3 separate regions of the Mus musculus genome follow, and all the other regions are linked to region 2. Evidence: chromatin loops called from intact Hi-C (ENCODE). Cell type or tissue: heart. All regions are shown on one strand. Region 1 holds the start of Alkbh5 (alkB homolog 5, RNA demethylase). Region 2 overlaps Drg2 (developmentally regulated GTP binding protein 2). Region 3 overlaps Myo15 (myosin XV).

Evidence for each region. Peaks named below come from ENCODE experiments on the same cell type or tissue, not always from the same donor. Only the 100,000 strongest peaks of a DNase experiment are listed, where the experiment ranks them.
Region 1: a loop joins it to region 2, with 2.5 times the contacts of the local background. A loop is called at or near these places in 9 of 42 quality-filtered maps.
Region 3: a loop joins it to region 2, with 2.1 times the contacts of the local background. A loop is called at or near these places in 8 of 42 quality-filtered maps.

The regions. Positions count from the first base shown.
Region 1 is chr11:60,535,957-60,538,456 of GRCm38, reverse strand. It overlaps Alkbh5 (alkB homolog 5, RNA demethylase), which reads right to left and starts at 774. Exons shown (of 4, transcript NM_172943.4): 1 at 1-774. The coding sequence starts at 34. In heart, a CTCF peak has its summit at 1,283; DNase peaks (open chromatin) are centred at 476, 816, 1,196, 1,916 and 1 weaker place; H3K4me3 peaks cover 2,448 bases; H3K27ac peaks cover 2,500 bases.
Region 2 is chr11:60,457,191-60,459,690 of GRCm38, reverse strand. It overlaps Drg2 (developmentally regulated GTP binding protein 2), which reads right to left. Exons shown (of 13, transcript NM_021354.2): 3 at 160-249. Among named protein-coding and RNA genes, the nearest start is that of Drg2, 3.8 kb to the right of the region's middle. In heart, a CTCF peak has its summit at 1,494 (motif pointing left); no DNase peak of the experiment used is centred here.
Region 3 is chr11:60,525,172-60,527,671 of GRCm38, reverse strand. It overlaps Myo15 (myosin XV), which reads right to left. Exons shown (of 65, transcript NM_001103171.1): 64 at 1,012-1,152; 65 at 1-348. The coding sequence ends at 247. Among named protein-coding and RNA genes, the nearest start is that of Alkbh5, 11 kb to the left of the region's middle. In heart, no CTCF peak of the experiment used is centred here; a DNase peak (open chromatin) is centred at 1,041.

The sequences.
Region 1 (2,500 bases), 79 kb before region 2:
CCCGCAGGTCGGTGTAGCCGCTGGCGGCCGCCATGGCCCCCGCCAACTCAACTCTAGGGTCCTCCGCGGCGGTCCGGCATGGCTCTCAGGGGACCCGAAAGGGACCCGAAAGGGAAGCGAGGGTCCTCAGTGCCAGGCCCCCATGCGTGGCTCAAGGGACCAAAGGGGTAGGCGTAGAGGGGCCGGGAAGGGGTCGAACCTCAGCCGCGGTCGGTCATGCAGCACCAGCTACAGCGGGGCTTCCTCCTCCTCCACCTTCTCCGCGTCCTGAGGGAAAAAGGCGCCGGCAGCGCCTCATGCCGCGGAGGGCTTCGGCCAAGACTCCGCCAGACTCCCGGTCGGACCCTCAGACGCCCGGCCCGGCCCGCACTTTAAAGCTCTCCTCACGACGTCACCGCCAGCCCGCCCGACCTCCGACAGCGCCGCTCCTTAGCGGGCTTCTCGACGCGCGTGCGCACTGCCGGCGGCCACGAGACTCCACGTACTTTGAGCATGCGCGTGCGTGCCGCCCAGTCGGCGGAGAGGCCGGCGCATGCGCAGACGAGGCCCGCTCGTCGGCCGCCGCCCCTCCCCCCACCCGCGGAAAGCTTCGAGAACAGCTCCCGAAAACAACAATTTGCCTGCACGCCAAGCCGCCTCCGGGGCCGAGGGACTCCACCCGCCGGAGTGTGCTCGCGGTGTCCACTGGACAGCGCTGCCGCGTCACGGCATCGTGCGGATGCCCGCAGACGCCTCAGCTTCCAGCGCACAAATCCTCGGGAATCGCCACAACCCAGTCCGCCCCGTGACCGCCCCCTTTGGAGCTTCCACTTTCTTAATTGGACTGCCGGCCACGCGTTGGGCAAACACGGACTGGAGTTTCCAGAGTCGGTTGGTAAATCATGCTTGTCAATCAACTAGTCTCCTTGGCTACTGCGTCCATCACTTAATTAGCTTCGGGCAGAAGCTCGAGGACCCCTGAAGAGTGAATGGGTGGCTAAGTAAGTGCCTGAATGGAGTTCTCGGCGACGAAAAGCCCTCAGGACTCCGGTGAAGCTTCGGAAACAGTGGAAAGTTAAAATTACGGGCAGGAGAGCATCAGGCCCAAACTGTGGAGCAAGCCAGGACAACAAAAGCTGGAGGCGCGCGGTCCGGGCACCCACACCCCATTCCCGCCGCCATCGCTTCCCGAAGCGGACGTTCCACAAGTCACGTCCCGGGACTGCCCACGGGTCGCGCAGCCGCGGGCACGCGCACGGGCACGTCACGTTCCTACTGGGGTTGGGCGTTGTTATAGGGGGCGACAAAAAGGCTTTCCTGTCTGAAGGGCGCAGATTTACCACGGATCGGTCCAAATTGGAAATATTCTTCAGACAGAAAATAAATAAATTGCACAGTGGGATGGTAAATGCGTCTCAGCACTCTGGAGACTGGTTGGAGGATAGCTCACAAATTGGATGCCAACCTAGGCTACACAGCGAGCCTCTGTCTCAAAACAACTACAACAAACCCAAACAATAAAAAATCCTGAAGCGGAGGAGAAAGCCTGAACAAAGGTTTAGCCGTGCTGGAGGTCCCTGGGCACTCCAGCAAATAGGAATAGCAAAGAGGTTCTGCTCTGAACCTCCCCAAGATGAATTCCAGCTTCCTTTTCTGGTTCCCAGTCCCTTTTCCAGTCTTTGATACTCCGTCAGATTTTCATATATCGCCGCCCCTCCTGGCTGTCCATGCTGTCTGTCATCTGTAATGCCTGTCCATCTACAGTGTCTGTCACACAGCTCACCCCTTGTCTTCCAGGCATCCCAGAGTCTGGTGTGTAAAACCAGGAACCAGTACTTACCTCGAACGGTGGTTGTGAGGATGGAATGACGCAGCAGAAGGATTGCTGATACAGCATCCAGACCTCAGTCTTCTAATCTGAAAACTGAGGGTGGCAGCAGTCTCTGTTGGAAAGTGGGGACTGTGTGGTAACTTGGAAAAGTTTGTGGAGTGGAAAGCCAAGAAATTAGGGAATCCAGGCCACCCTCTCTCCCAAACAGCAGGCAGACAAAAGGGAAATGGGTCTGGGGATTCCCGGGGCAGCCCCTTGGGCCCAGGTGACAGAGAGAGGGTGGAAGGGCAGCTGCAGGTAGAAGATGGACTGAAGGGCAAAGCCAGCTGAACTGGACTTGAGCCCGGTCTGTACTGTGTGAACACCTGGTGGGTCTCTTACCTGAGCAGTTTGCCTGGGCAGATTGAAGCTTTTCAGGAGCCCAGCTCTCTAAGCCTCTGATCTGCCTTTCATGGCGGGAGCTCTTTACCACTGCACCCAGATGCACCTAATAGCTAAGGTCCCCAGCTCTGCTCACCCAGGCAAAAATGACCCTCTTTGGGTACGGTGCACACCTTTAAACCCAGCACTAAGTTTTGTGTGTGTGTGTGTATGTACCTCAGGAGTTCAGGGCCAGCCAGGGCTACATAGACTGCCTCAGAAAAAGATTTTTTTTTTTTTAAGCGACTATCCCATAGGTTGAACTCTCCA
Region 2 (2,500 bases):
AAGTGAGGTCAGCCAGGTACTTCTCAGGTCCCCAGAAGGGCCAGTACTGCAGGGTATCCCCACATAGGGACAGCTACCTCAGATGCTTATATAAGGAGCACTTGACAAATGCAAACACAAGCACCCCTCTTTCACATGGGCCCGGCACAGTCTACTTACTTCAATGACCCCAGGGATGCACGTCAGGGTGGTAAACTCATAGGACGCAGCTTCGCTGGCTGTAGAGGTCATCAGACTCAAGAAGGTGGACTGGGAGAGAGAGAAAGGAAAAAAAAAAGGCCACTGCCCAAAGGAGTCTTAACTCAGTTTCCTGGGTAAGTCTCTGTGAGTGGACAGAGTAGGAGCCTTCCTTGACCTTAGATTGAGGACTTGGCCGAGTGTACAGAGTAACTTTTCAGACAAAGCATGGTCTCTAGCCCACAAACACGGACTGGCACCAGAGTCCATGGTCTTTGGAGGCCTCACAACTGTCTCAGGTAAGGGACCTGCCTCCCAAGCTCTCCCCGCCTGTTCCAGGAGCCTTTCTCCGGCTCTACTGTCCTAGTGAGCCTAGAATTCTGAGCATGCCGCTGCTCTGGGGCTGTACGGGGAACTGCACATAGAGAGTAGTTGGTGCTGAGAGCCCTGGCTGCCACCATGCACAGTGATGATGCTGAAGGCTAACCTTTGGGCACATTCCCGATCCTAGATCAGATGGGCCACCCTGTAAGACAGGACTCGTTAGGGGCACACTTTCTTTTGAGGACACACTAATTATAGAGGGGGAAAAAACAAATAAAATATGCGTAGCCTATAGCAAGTACCCAAGAACAGGTGCCGTGGCTCATCCGCTCTGGAGCGCTGCTTTGGGATGGGCAGCCTCCTGTGCCCATCTTTGCTCTGATATATTATCTGTATACCAGCAAACCTGCTAACAAGTAAGCCAGCGCCTCAGTCTTGGTTTCCACAACCATTCCCCCCAAAAGGAAACCAGGCCTCCTCGGAGAAATGGCAGATCCTAGACTAGGGCAGGGAGTAGGTCAGATGAGACAGGCCTCTGGAGCGAGGTTTGGCTGAGGGACACATGGTGGGATTGTGCTGAAGCAGACAGTTCCAAAGCTAGGACTGCACTGAAACATCAAGGTCATCACATCATCGGGCTGGGACTGTGGCTCAGGGGCACAAGGCCGAAATGCCCAGGACTGAAAGGGGGTGTGGAGTTGGGGCTAGGAGCCGAATCAGTAAAGTGTATGCTCCCATAGCACTCATGTAAAGAACCTAGGAGTGGTCCCATAATCTCCACCGGGGAGGTGGAGGCAGGGGGAGTTCCTAGGATTGGGTCAGAAAGCCTGGTCTACTTGACAAGGTCTAGGCCAGCAAGAGATCTTTCTTAAAAATCAAGGTGGAGGGGCTAGAGAGATAGCTCAGCAGTTAAGGGCACTCATTGGCTGCTCTTCCAGAGGTCCTGAATCCCATTGGCAGCAACCACATGGTGGCTCACAACCATCTATGTGATCTGATGCCCTCATCTGGCATAGAGGTGTACATGCAGACAGAGTACTCAGAGATATAAATAAATAAATCTAAAAAAAAAAAAAAAAAAACCTCCACAAAAACCAAAAACCAAGGTGGAGAGCCTGAGAAATGACACTGGATATTGTCCTAGCCTCCACCCCTATACATATACACGTGCACAAACAAACACCCTCAAACACATGTACCCACACACATGTGAATAGAGAAAAATAAAACTAAAAATCAGGGCTAGACAAGGTGAGGCACACCTTTAATCTTAGCACTCAGGAGGCAGAGACAGGTAGGTCACTGTGAGTTTGAGTTTGAGGTCAGCCTGATTTACAGAGCCAATTCCAGCCCCTGCAGAGCTACACAGTGAGACACGGGCCTTGAACCAAAACAAAAAGTAAAAACCAAAGTATGCTGGGGCTGCCTAGAATCAGGGGAACAGGGCAGGTGAATATGGTGAGGGAAGCCAGGTTAGTAGAAGTTAAAAGAGCTATGAATCCAAGCATGGACACAGACAACAGCTTGCCCTTAATGCATGGGTTGTAACAAGGGTGTTTCCTCAGGTAACAGTGTTACCAATAAAGAAACAGTTATCAGGACTCTGGCAACTCTCTGCAACAACAACAAAAATCCAAGATCATTCTAGCATTAAAAACCTATTGTCTCTCAAGATGGCTCAGCAGATACAAAGTATTTGCCACCAAGCCTGACAAGTTGAGTTCTATCCTATGGACCCATAAGGTAGAAGGAAAGAACTGACTCTTTTAAGTTCTCTGACATCCAGTGTGGCACGTATTTGAAATGTATTAAAACCTTATCTGCCCTGGCAAAGATGCTTACTTAATCATACCACATAAAATGTGAGTCAAGATAGGACATTAAACTGAACCACTTTCCAGAAGAAACTTTCTAGAAGACTCCACAGTGACATCATCACTTCACTTGTAGCCAGTCTGTGTGCTAGCTCTGAGGCCCAACTTCTCTTGACTCTCATCAC
Region 3 (2,500 bases), 68 kb before region 2:
TGGTACCCATGGACAACATCATAGAACTGGAGTTACAAATGGTTGTGAGCTGTTATGTGGATGCTAGGAATTGAACCCAGGTCCCTGGAAAAACAGCCAATGTTCTTTTTTTCACCAGCCAATGTTCTTAACTGTTGAGTCATCTCCCCAGCACCCCAAGAGTCACTTGGTCTGGAGAGGCTGAGCATCTACCCTCAGGGCATGGAGCAAATCTTCTGGCGGGAAGCAGTGAAAAGGTAGGCCACGTCACAAGAGGGTGATCTCGCTGGGAGGCAGTGTGAGCCGCTCCTCCCGGGCGCTGAGCATGGACTCCACATGCACAGCCACCACGCGACACAGCTCCAGACCCTGCAGAGTAGGGGACACAAAATAGTCTCTCTCTCATCCTCTCTCTCCCCCCTCCAACCCCCCATTTCTGTCTCTGTCTCTGTTTCTGTCTCTGGTTTTTTTAGAGACAGTGTTTCTCTCTGTAACAGTCCCAGCTGTACTGGAACTTGCTTTGTAGACCAGGCTCACCTCAAAGGTACAGAGATCTACCAACCTCTGCCTCCCAAGTGCTGGGATTAAAGGTATATACCACTACCACTGCCAAGCCCAGGATTTTACTACATGTAAATCCTTTAGATTTAAAAACAAAACAAAACAAAACAAAAACAAAAAACAGTCTGAGGCTGGAAAAATAGTTCAGCAGTTAGGAGGGCCTACTGCTCTTCCAGAGGACCTGGGTTCGATTCCCGGCACCCACATGGCAGCTCACAACTGTCTGTGGATTTAGTTCCAGGGGATCCAAGGCTTCTGACTATTCTGCAAACAACCTGTATCCTCCCCCCACCCCCCAATGCACTGCTAAACTGCTTCCTGGGAAGGCCTTCACAATAGCTCACAGCTCTCTTCCCTGTACCGGAATAGTTTGCTTTCTGAGGCATAGCCCAGGCTGGAGAAGAGCCCAGTGCTTAGAATGAGAAAGCCAGAGCATCACATGACAAGGTCTGCTGGCAGGATTGGACTTACCTGCTCCAGCTGGAGCTGCATGGTCCGCTGGGCTGCCACATCCCCCAGGGAGATCTCCACATACGGGTAACTGGAATTGGCTGTGGGCTGCTGAGTCCACGTGGACTGGATCTCCTTCAGGGGAATCTTCACAATCAACTCCTGGGGATGAGGACAGAGGGGGCAAACAGGTGTGAGGGTGAGGTGGTCTCTACCATGTCAAACCTTCCCCTGCAGGTCAGATCAGAAGGCAGAAGGCCCAGCTCTATGTCAGTTCCTCAGATAACACATCGGCTTTGTGACTTGGAGCAACTCACCTGACCACTCTGGACCTCAGCTTCCTCACCAGAGGAAACTGATTCAACAAATACTGATGCTTCGTGCTTGAGATGCAGAGGGTAGTGGGGGCTGTGGGTACTCCGACCTTTATATCAAAACTCATTTATATCAAAACTCATTCTGAAAACACCCATATCCCTTAGCAAAGAGCTTTATTTCTGGCCCCCATGCAGAGGAAGGTAGAATGATATACAGTTAGTACCACCCCAGCTACTGAACAATTGAGTTGTAGACTGAGGATCATGGCAGCTCCTTACCCCGGAAGAAAAAGCTCACCTCTACTCTTGGGGGGACAAAGAGGCTCGTTCTTTGTCCCCCATGTCTTGTGGGGACAAAGAGGCTTCTTCTATATTGTCTCCCAGTATCTCCAGCCAACTGTGCACCTGACCTTTCTCCACCACACTTCTTTCAATGTCCCCTAGACTCACCTTTGAGCAAAGCTTTTATCCCAAACTCATAATGCAAGTTTTCTGGTGTTTGTTTTTTATTTAATTTTCTTGTTTGCTGTTATTGTTGCTTTGTTTTATTTGTTTTCTTTTAAGATTTGTTTATTTATTTATTATATTTAAGTACACTGTAGCTGTCCTCAGACACTCCAGAAGAGGGAGTCAGATCTCGTTACGGATGGTTGTGAGCCACCATGTGGTTTCTGGGATTTGAACTCCTGACCTTCAGAAGAGCAGTCGGGTGCTCTTACCCACTGAGCCATCTCACCAGCCCTATTTGTTTTTCAAGACAGGGTTTCTCTGTGTCTCCTTGGCCTCTGCCTCCGGCCAACCCTGGCTCTTCTGAAACTTGGTTTGTAGACCAGGCTGACCTTGAACTCATGTAGTTCCACCTGCCTCTGCCTCCTGAGTGCTGAGACTAAAGGCACCAGGTTTGGTTTTAAGAAATCTAAGAAGTCTGGCATGGTCGCGCACGCCTTTGATCCCAGCACTCGAGAGGCAGAGGCAGGCAGGCAGGCAGATTTCTGAGTTCGAGGCCAGCCTGGTCTACAAAGTGAGTTCCAGGACAGCCAGGGCTATACAGAGAAACCCTGTCTTGAAAAACCAAGAAAAAAAAAAGAAGAAAAAGAAAAAGAAAACTAAGGAAAGTGTAGCAAGTCTAGCTCCTTGATGGCTATAGAAAGCCCTAGCTCCCGGGGACCTGACTATATTTGGAAGCAGGAAGT